Linked DNA regions of Homo sapiens: region 2 is linked to region 1. The links are chromatin contacts, found by Hi-C or POLR2A ChIA-PET in ENCODE. All regions are on one chromosome and are shown on one strand. The core of a region is the stretch at or near the end of the contact, and the rest is flanking DNA. Distances in the headings are between cores, read along the strand shown. Region 1 holds the start of IDE (insulin degrading enzyme). Region 2 has its middle 53 kb from the start of HHEX.

Region 1 (4,646 bases), core at 1,558-4,057:
TTCTAAAAAAGTTGTAGGCCGGGCATGGAGGCTCACGCCTATAATCCCAGCGCTTTGGGAAGCTGAGGTAGGGGGGATCATGAGGTCAAGAGATCGAGACCATCCTGGCCAGCATGGTGAAATCCCGTCTCTACTAAAAATACAAAAATTAGCTGGGCATGGTGGCGTGCGCCAGTAGTCCCAGCTACTCTGGAGGCTGAGGCAGGAGAATCACATGAATCCGGGAGGTGGAGGTTGCAGTGAGCCGAGATCGCGCCACTGCACTCCAGCCTGGTGACAGAGCGAGACTCCATCAAAAAAAAAAAAAGAAAGAAAAGAAAAAAAAGTTGTCTAGGTGGTTTACACCTTATACTTGTTTGAGTGAGAGTGGGAAAGATTACACCCTAGACCTTCACATTTCCTACTTTTTCTCATCATTCTGGGGTCTGCCTGAATGTCACTTCCTCAAAGAGGCCTTTCCTGACCACCTGTTCCTTCATATCACTTACTCACTTGATTATTATCTGTTTTTCCCACACAGCTAGAAGGTAATCTCCATCAAGACAGAAACTTTTGTCTTTTTTGTCCACTGCTGTATTCCCAGCACCTTTATAATACCTGGTATCTGTAAGGCATTCAACAAATATTTGTCAAGTCATAAATGAGATGAGCAAATCACAGGTTTTGGAATAAGACAGTCCTGGGTTCAAATTACAACTCCACTCTTTTTGTCCAATTGTTGGCAAGTTACTCAACCTCTCTCTGCCACAGCTTCCTCATCTCTGGTAGGTGAGGAAATATCCATTACAGAGGGTGGTCATGATGACTAATGAAGGAGCCATGTACAATGCCAGACACAGAGTAGACTCTCAAAATTGTTACTTTTCTTTCCATCCACCTCCTCTTTATTGAGATGATAGTTATGAGACTATATTAATATTAATCTTTCTTATCCAGGACATCTACTCCAACCAGAGGGAAATTTATCATGAAGCTAATGAAGTTTAAACTTCAGGGCTGCTCACTTGCACAGGCTCCAAACTGGGAGTTGTAGAGGGAAAGCCAGTTGTTGTCTGGAAGCATTTTTTTTTTTTTTGAGACATAGAGTCTCATTTTGTTGCCCAGGCTGGAGTGCAGTGGCGTGATCTTGGCTCACTGCAACCTCCGCCTCCAGGGTTCAAGTGATTCTCCTGCCTCAGCCTCCTCAGTAGCTGGGATTACAGACGCATGCCACCACGCCTGGCTAATTTTTGTATTTTTAGTAGACACGGGGTTTCACCATTTTGGTCAGGCTGGTCTCGAACTCCTGATCTCGTTATCCGCCCGGCTTGGCCTCCCAAAGTGCTGGGATTACAGGCATGAGCCACCACGCCCGGCCATCTGGAAGCATTTTTATGTAAGCATTTCTAATAAGTAGCCTAAAGAGATCTCAGGAAAAAAAAGGGTACTAATCTCCAAGTCTCGAGTATTTGTTGTGATGTATTTTCTCTCTATAGTAATCTTCTGATTGCTAATTTTGTATTTATAATTTGTATTTTATGTCTCAAAGAGGTCCCCCAAATTGTATATGTTTCAAGCCCTCCAAGTCTGAATCTACCCCAGCCCATTTATAGATTCCATTAATGGAGCATAAATGTATTCAGAAAGGCTGCATTAACACTCTCAGAGGAGCTGCTTCAAGGTGATTGACTACTCTGCATTGGGACTGGTAATTTAAAGGTTCTTAAAACCATGCACTTGCAAACACCACTAGGAGGCTTGCCATAATTTTTACCTGTTTTCATCCAAAGGTTTGCCTTTAGGTGAAACCGCACTGTTAAAAAGATCGTGGGTACGTCTTCGATAAAGCATCAACTTGATTAAGGAACCCTCCTACTGAATTCCCATTTAAAGCAATACTTGGACTAAGGACACCGTTTTTGGCTGCAGTCTTGATCGTCTGTCAATCAGAAACCTAAAAGTACTTAAGCTGGCAAGTCACCATCCCTAATAGCATTCTTCCTTAAAGACTCCCATAAGGTATTATGGAAAGTTAGATTCATAACAACTATTAAGTTGTTCGTGGGTGCAAAGCCCCATAAAGCCACTGGGGAGAAAATTCTTTGTTTAAAAAGTAACCACTGAAGCCGACTGACATTAGTAGTATTCCTAGTACGGAGTACTAACAAGAGTAGTAGTTTCTACTCTGGATTTGAAGCCTTGTTTTGCTGCGGCGCCCGTCCCATCCGCACCTTCCTCTTAAGAGAGCTGCTAACTTCCCCAAGGATGGAAACGTCCCCCTGGGTCCTGGCCTCTCTATCGCTGACCCCTGCGTCTGAATTTCCCCCACGCCGCACTCGAGCCTTGTCTCCAGCGCATCTGTGCCTTCGCGGTCCACGTCCCCACCGCGCTCTAGAGGGAGCCCGCGGGCCGCGCGCCGGCCGCGGATTCATTTTACGTGAGGCCGCCGCGACCACGAACCTTGTTCCAACACCTGCAGGGTCCGGCACGCTAGTCAGTGGGGGTGCCTCAGAAAACATAGCCCCGTGTGCCCTCACTGGATTTATGAGCGGCCCCTCGCCCCCTCACAGTCAGACACACGTCGCCACCCTCACAAGTGCGGCCGGTGGGATCTAGCTGGGACCCTCCCCGCCTGGGAAAGTCTGGGTGCTGGCTCCTAAAGCGCCCCGGCCAAACCCCTGTCCCTCCAGTCCGCCTGCTCAGGCCTCGGCTGTCCGCGGTCTTCACCGTCCTCGCCTGCGTCCTGGCCCCATCCGGCTCCAGGCAAAACCCGGAGCAGCTACCTCTCCGCAGCTCCCGGGAGACCGCGCGGCGCCGCGGCTAGAGCATGCGCAGTGCGCAGGGCCGGCTCGAAGCGCAAGCAGGAAGCGTTTGCGGTGATCCCGGCGACTGCGCTGGCTAATGCGGTACCGGCTAGCGTGGCTTCTGCACCCCGCACTGCCCAGCACCTTCCGCTCAGTCCTCGGCGCCCGCCTGCCGCCTCCGGAGCGCCTGTGTGGGTAAGCGGAATGGAGCGCCCGGGCCCTCGGGCCCCGTGGGTCACAGCGGTTTGGCGCTCGGGTTGCAAAGTGGTGATTCAGCACTTAAAGCCGCCACCGCTGCCCCTCACGCCGCCCGTCCCGCCGGCCTGGGGCCCGTACTGCCGCGCTGAGGCCGCCCCAGGGCCCGGAAGAGCGGCTCGCCAGGCGGGAGCCAGAGGCCTGGTCCAGAGTCGGGGACGTCCCTTGGGCTGGTGAGGGGCCGGGGCCGCTACCCGGGGCCACGGGGCGTGTGCCACTAGTGCGGGGGGCGCAGGGGCGGACAGAGTCACCCGGCCTGCACCTGGGAGCCGCGCCGCGTCACTCTCCCGGAGTCCGCCTGTGAGGGGGCCGGGAACCTGAGGCGGACTCGAGCCGTGGGGTAAAGGAATCCGGCGACTTCGGGGGGACCGCTTCTCACCTTGCCCTCAGCCCTGCCCTTTTCTCCGGGCACTGAGTTTCCAGGACCGTGTGGAATGCCCGCGCTGGGAAAAAAGTTTGCCTGCCTCCCGCCTTGGAAGACGAGTGTGGGGTTTCCTATCGGGGGACATTTAGGAGCCAAAAGATACCTCGGGATCCTCTACAGCAGCTCCCTTGTTTTACGTCGGAGACAACCGGAGCTCCGAGAGATGGCTTGATTTCCCAGCAACTGCCGAGATTGTGGCAAAACCAGGATTAGGACACAGGTTTTTTGCCATCCGGCGGCGTGCCCTCTCCACTGCACCGTTGATCTGCGTACGCTAGGCGTTTTCAGGCTTGTAGTGAACGCTGAATACTTTTTACTACGAATGGAAGAAGATAGGCAGTATTATCTTGCCCTCCCTAGAAACGTTATTTGAACCCCTGCTGGTTTTAATCAGTAATAGCCAGCACCTACTAAGTGCAGGGCACTGTGCTGGACCCTCTATGTAAAGTATGTGTCTGCCTTCCAAGGAACTTTGACTTGATTGGAGCGGATTGGGATGCCACGGGAATTGAGATAGCTACAAGGGTGTGTTGATGAGGGTCAGAAGATGGGTAGTATGGGTAGTGTGTGGGGCCAGAGATGGGGGGGTAGGCTGGCTTTGGAAGGAATGGCAGAAAGGTTGGAGTGAGGGCTGGCGTGGGCGTAATCCAGCCTAGATATGCGGGCAGTTTGTGTTGGGGGAGCAGTGAGCCGATTAGTCTGGTTGAAGCTTTATAGAATTTCCTTGGGGTAATTAGAAGGACACAAGTCCTGTATTATAACAGTAGGGTAATGCTGGCCTGGGTCTTGAATTTTAGTTGGGATTTTCCCAATGCGTAGTAGGTAGGGAGCCATTAAAGTTTTTGAGCTGGAAAGTTATCTGATGGAACTGGGGGTTTAGGAAAGTAGTTTGGTGGCTGTGTGCAGGATGTCAGGAAGTGGAGAGAGTCCTAAGGCAGAGAAACCTGTTGGGACTTAGTCTTTACTGCCTGTATTAGGATGGTAGCAGTGGGGCACTAAGATAAGCTAATACAAATGAAGACTCTATGGAACTTGTTCTCCTCTGTTTTCCACTACATCACAAAATCTCCTATAATGTGCAAAAGACCCCTGAACTTAGAGAATCAGGTGGTAAGCACAGGCAGGATGCCTCCTTTTGTCCTCTTTTGTGTCAGTCTGCTTTTGTTCTAAATTCATTACTGATA
Region 2 (4,646 bases), core at 1,453-3,952, 170 kb before region 1:
GGACAGACATAATGACTTACTTCTAACAAATAGAATGTGGCAATAGTGATGATGTATGACCTCTGAGACTAGGTTATAAAAGGCGGTGTGTGTCGTCCTCCTTGCTCTCTCTTGGATCAATTGTTCTGGGGGAAACCAACTACCATATCGTGAGGACACTCAAGCAGCCCTATGGAAAGGTCCATGTCATAAGGAACTGAAGCCTCCTGCCAACAGCCATGTGAGTGTGCCATCTTGGAAGTGGATCCTCCAGCTGCATTCAAGCTTTCAGATGACTACAGCCCAACCAACATCTTGATTGCAACTTCATAAGAGACCCCAAACCACAGCCATCCAGACAAGCTACTTCCAAATCCCTAACTCACAGAAACTGTGAGATCATAAATGCCTACTGTTTTAAGCCACCAAGTTTTGGGGTAATTTGTTATACAGCAATAGACACAGCGGGAGACAAGACAAACACAGTTCCTGTCCTCATTCTTGCAGCAGATAATAACCTGTTATTAAACAAATGTGGAAACAATGTGAGTCAAGTTGTGCCCAGCAAATCTGTGCAAGTGCTAGACTTTCCCACCAACAGGAAATGTGATCAGGAGATTTGTTAGATTATTGCATTGATTGTGACTAGAATATCAGTTTGGTGTCACCAAAAGGTACAGCCTGTCTTTATGCTATGATCAGCAGAGAGACTGCAGTAAATGGTGGTGGGGTCTGATATAAGATCCAGTGGATCTGGGTCAGAATGGGTGCCATGGCAACCCAAACCTCCTGAAACCAGGTGAAGGGAAAGCAGCAGCCCAGGCCCTTACAGAGAAAGCTGGTCTGCAAAGAGTACAGGAGAGCTGAGAGAGGCAAATACAAGAGACCATGTGTGTGTCTCCAGGGAAACAGAGACAAACCACTGTCCATTTCCTGTGGGCTGACAGGACTTCCAGGGTTGTATTCTATGAGGTTTCCTAAACATATATATATTTTTTTCAATCAATCCCCTTTTTACTTGAGCTAACCAGCTGGGTTCAGTCATTACAGTAGAACAATCTCTGAGGTGCTCCACTCCAGCCTCGTAATGGGTCTCTCACCTCCAGTATCTGTCCTCTTCAGTGCACCCCACATGGGAATCCAGGAGTCTTCTTCAATCACTGCTTTAGTCAAGGCACCCTCCCCCTACTTCTCCTACAAACCTTAGTTAGGTCCCCACTCCTATAGGTCAAGCACCTCAGCCAGGTATTTACAGCCCTCCTCAACCTGGCTCCAACTCACCTTTTAAATGATTCCCCACGTATACCCTATCTCCAGATAAGCTAAACTCCCTGAAGTTTGCCATGGGTCTTGGTTTTTCAGCCTCATACCCTTCATCAAGTCACTCTTTCCACTTGGAAGCCCATCGCTACCCTCATCCACCTCACTTTATTCTAGCTATACAGCAAAGATCGTCTTAAGGCTGGGTGCAGTTGCTCATGCCTGTAACCCCAGCACTTTGGGAGGCCAAGGCAAGAGGATCACCTGAGTCAGGAGTTCAAGACCCTATCTCTACAATTTTCCCGGTTTGGTGGCACGCACCTGTAGTCCTAGCTACCTGGGAGGCTGAGGCAGGAAGATTTCTTGAGCCTAGGAGCTCAAGATTGCAGTGAGCCATGATCATGCCACTGTACTGCAGCCTGGGCGATAGAGTGAGACCCTGCCCCACCCCCACCAAAAAAAAAGATGGTCTTAAATGTGTCTCCATGAAGTTGTTGCTAATCCCTTCAGCTGGTATAATGTTTTCCTCCTCCGAATGCATCGTTTATGGTATTGGTAGAGTGTAAGTCCTTTTCTGACTATACTGTAATTACATATGTGCATAGCTCATCACCTCTACACAGCCATAAGCTTCTTGAGGGTGAAAACAAGGTTATTCATCTTGGTATCAGCTTGGTCCTAAGCCCGCTTCTCTGTTCACTCTCTTCTCTCCTTAAATGATCTCATGATTTATGACTTCATCCACTCCATCTAAATGCTGATGCTTCCAGCCCAGACCTCTCGGCTAAGCACCAGATCCTACTCACACCACCTACTCCCATAGCCCCGTGGGTGTCTCCAGGCTCCTCGTGCTCGGTGTGTTCAGTGGGAACTCACCGTGATGCCCCCCACCCAACTCAGGCCTCCTCCAGGTTTCCTTTCTTGGTAAATGCCACCCCCATCCCCTACTGGACATCCAGTTTTGCAAGCCAGAATCGAGGAGTCCTCTTGGAACTCCTCCACCCAGCAACATCTATGTCTACTCCATCACCAGGCCCTGTAAGTTTTACATTTTAAATGGTATTCAAATCCCATAACTTTTCTCCACCTCCACTACACCCCTTAATCCAAGCTGTCCTCATCTCTCACCTTGCCCACATCCTCTGCTGGTATCAAAATAGGCTCCCCACGTCACCTGCAGCCTCACATCTCCAGTCCTAGTTCATATGATTTGAATGTCACTTGTTTTGTTAAACTCAAATCTGGCCAAGTCACGCTACAGGTTTAGAATCTTCTGTGACTTCCCATTGATCTAGGATAAAGACCCAAATCCTTAATATAAACTGACCACAGGGCCCAGCATCATCTGGCCCCTGTTTATGTCTCCAGCCTAATTTTGTGCTACTTTCTTTTTTACTCTCAATATTTCAGTCACAGGGCACTACTTTCAGTTCCTCAAAAGCACTGTGCTCTCTACAGCCCTGGGGCCTTCATGCATGCTGCTGCTTCTCACTCTGGCCACCACCTTTGCCTAATAAACTCCTGTTCATCCTTCTAGTCTCAGAACAGATCTCAGCTCCTCAGAGAAGCCTCCCTGACCAGATCTGGTCACTCAATTACATATCCTCATTGTTCTCTGTATTTTCTTTTATTGTATTTAGATTGTTCCATAATTATAGATTTGTGTAATTATTTGAAGGTAGATGTGGCTATTTTGTTTCAGCACATAGATATAGAAAATTATATTAATGACCAGCTACATTTGGCTGCCAATATTGTCAAGATATGTCAAGTTTTTCCGGAGGCTTATAATTTTCACATTTTCCTCTATTTTCTAGTTGCATCAGTAAAAAAAAAAAAAAAAAATTTGAGACAGAGTCTCACTCTGTCTCACCCAGGCTGGAGTGCAGTGGTGCAATGTTGACTCACTGTAGCCTTCACCTCCCGGGTTCAAGCGATTCTCCTGTCTCAGCCCCCTGAGTAGCTGGGATTACAGGCACGTGCCACCATACCCAGCTAATTTCATATTTTTAGTAGAGATAGGGATTGATTCTTTCTTTCTTTCCTTCTTTCTTTCTTTCTCTCTCTTTCTTTCTTTCTTTCTTTTGAGATGGAGTTTCACTCTGTCACCCAGGCTGGAGTGCAGTGGTGCAATCTCGGCTCACTGCAACCTCTGCCTCCTGGGTTCAAGCGATTCTCCTGCCTCAGCCTCCCAAGTAGCTGGGATTACAGGTGCCTGCCACAATGCCAGCTAATTTTTTGTATTTTTAGTAGAGACAGGGTTTCACCATGTTGGCCAGGCTGATCTTGAACTCCTGACCTCAAGTCATCCACCTGCCTCAGCCTCCCAAAATGCTGGGATTACAGGTGTGAGCCACTGCGCCCGGCCTGCATCAGTTAAAATTTTACTTAGCTGCAAGTCACTGAACATAGTGCTTCACCAAATAGGGTTTTTTCTCTTTTTCTCACATTATAGAAGTCTTGAGGTAGGGCTGAGGCAGCTGCTTACAGAAAACAAGGTCCCAGCCTCCTTGTAACTTTTCTCCGCTACTCTTAATGCCTGACTTTCTTCCTCACAATGGAAAGCTGGGCTGCTGCCCCTCCAGCATGGTGTTCATACTCTACACAGAAAGAAGGGGAGGGGTCAAGGGCAAAACATGTGTACTGATTGGACTTGTCCCTTTTTCTCAGGAAAACAATAGGGCTTTCCTGAAAGCCCCACAGAGGAAGCTTCTACGGATATTTTTTGGCCAGACTTGGGTTGTAGACACTTCAGCTTCAAGGGGCTCTGGGGAGGTATGTGATCTTCCATGGGCAACCTGCTGCCCTAAGCCCAGCTGGAGCCCTGTTAGTGAGGAACAAGGAGAGATTGGAGACCTGGAGGCCAACCAGGGTATCTGCCGCTCTACTGCCACAAACAAGTAGATCAGCTGGGTTCCAAGGCTCTGACTCAGTCTCAGAAGCCTATATGAAAGTAATCCAGATGAGTAAACTTTTTGAGTTTGAAATTTTGAGCAGAGAGACTCAAGCTCTTTAAAGAGAGAGAGAGAGAGAGAGGAGAGGAGAGGACAAGACAGAAGAGGAGAGGAGAGAGAGACTGGGCACGGTGGCTCACATCTGTAATCCCAGCATTTTGGGAGGCTGAGGTAGGTGGATCACTTGAGGTCAGAAGTTCAAGACCAGCCTGGCCAACATGGTGAAACCCCGTTTCTACTGAAAAAAAAAAAAAAAGCAGGACATGGTGGTGGGTGCCTGTAATCCCAGCTACTTGGGAGGCTGAGGTAGGAGAATCGCTTGAACCCGCGAGGCGGAGGTTGCAGTGAGCCAAGATCATCCCACTGCACTCCAGCCTGGGCAACAGAGCGAGACTCCATCTAAAAAATAATAATAATAAAATGGTATTCATGCCTGTGGTAAGAAAGAAAGAT

The links. A loop is a pair of places that touch in the nucleus more often than their neighbours do. ChIA-PET counts read pairs that join two places held with the same protein, here RNA polymerase II (POLR2A). Pooled maps may share reads with other maps.
Region 2: a loop to region 1 is called in a pooled map, with 7 times the contacts of the local background. The contact joins the enhancer-like site here to the promoter of IDE in region 1. A Hi-C loop is called at or near these places in 6 of 50 pooled maps. POLR2A ChIA-PET finds 5 or more read pairs at or near these places in 2 of 52 experiments (HEK293T and OCI-LY7).

The regions. Positions count from the first base shown.
Region 1 is chr10:92,572,254-92,576,899 of GRCh38, reverse strand. It overlaps IDE (insulin degrading enzyme), which reads left to right and starts at 2,807. Exons shown (of 25, transcript NM_004969.4): 1 at 2,807-2,978. The coding sequence starts at 2,881. RefSeq lists enhancers at 2,148-2,387, 2,398-2,457 and a silencer at 2,958-3,407.
Region 2 is chr10:92,740,452-92,745,097 of GRCh38, reverse strand. No RefSeq gene overlaps it. Among named protein-coding and RNA genes, the nearest start is that of HHEX, 53 kb to the right of the region's middle. RefSeq lists an enhancer at 2,291-2,630. Within about 2 kb of position 2,702, at least 4 of the 41 ENCODE cell types and tissues checked have a DNase peak (open chromatin) inside an H3K27ac peak, as active enhancers do; they include OCI-LY7, where a contact is called at or near this core.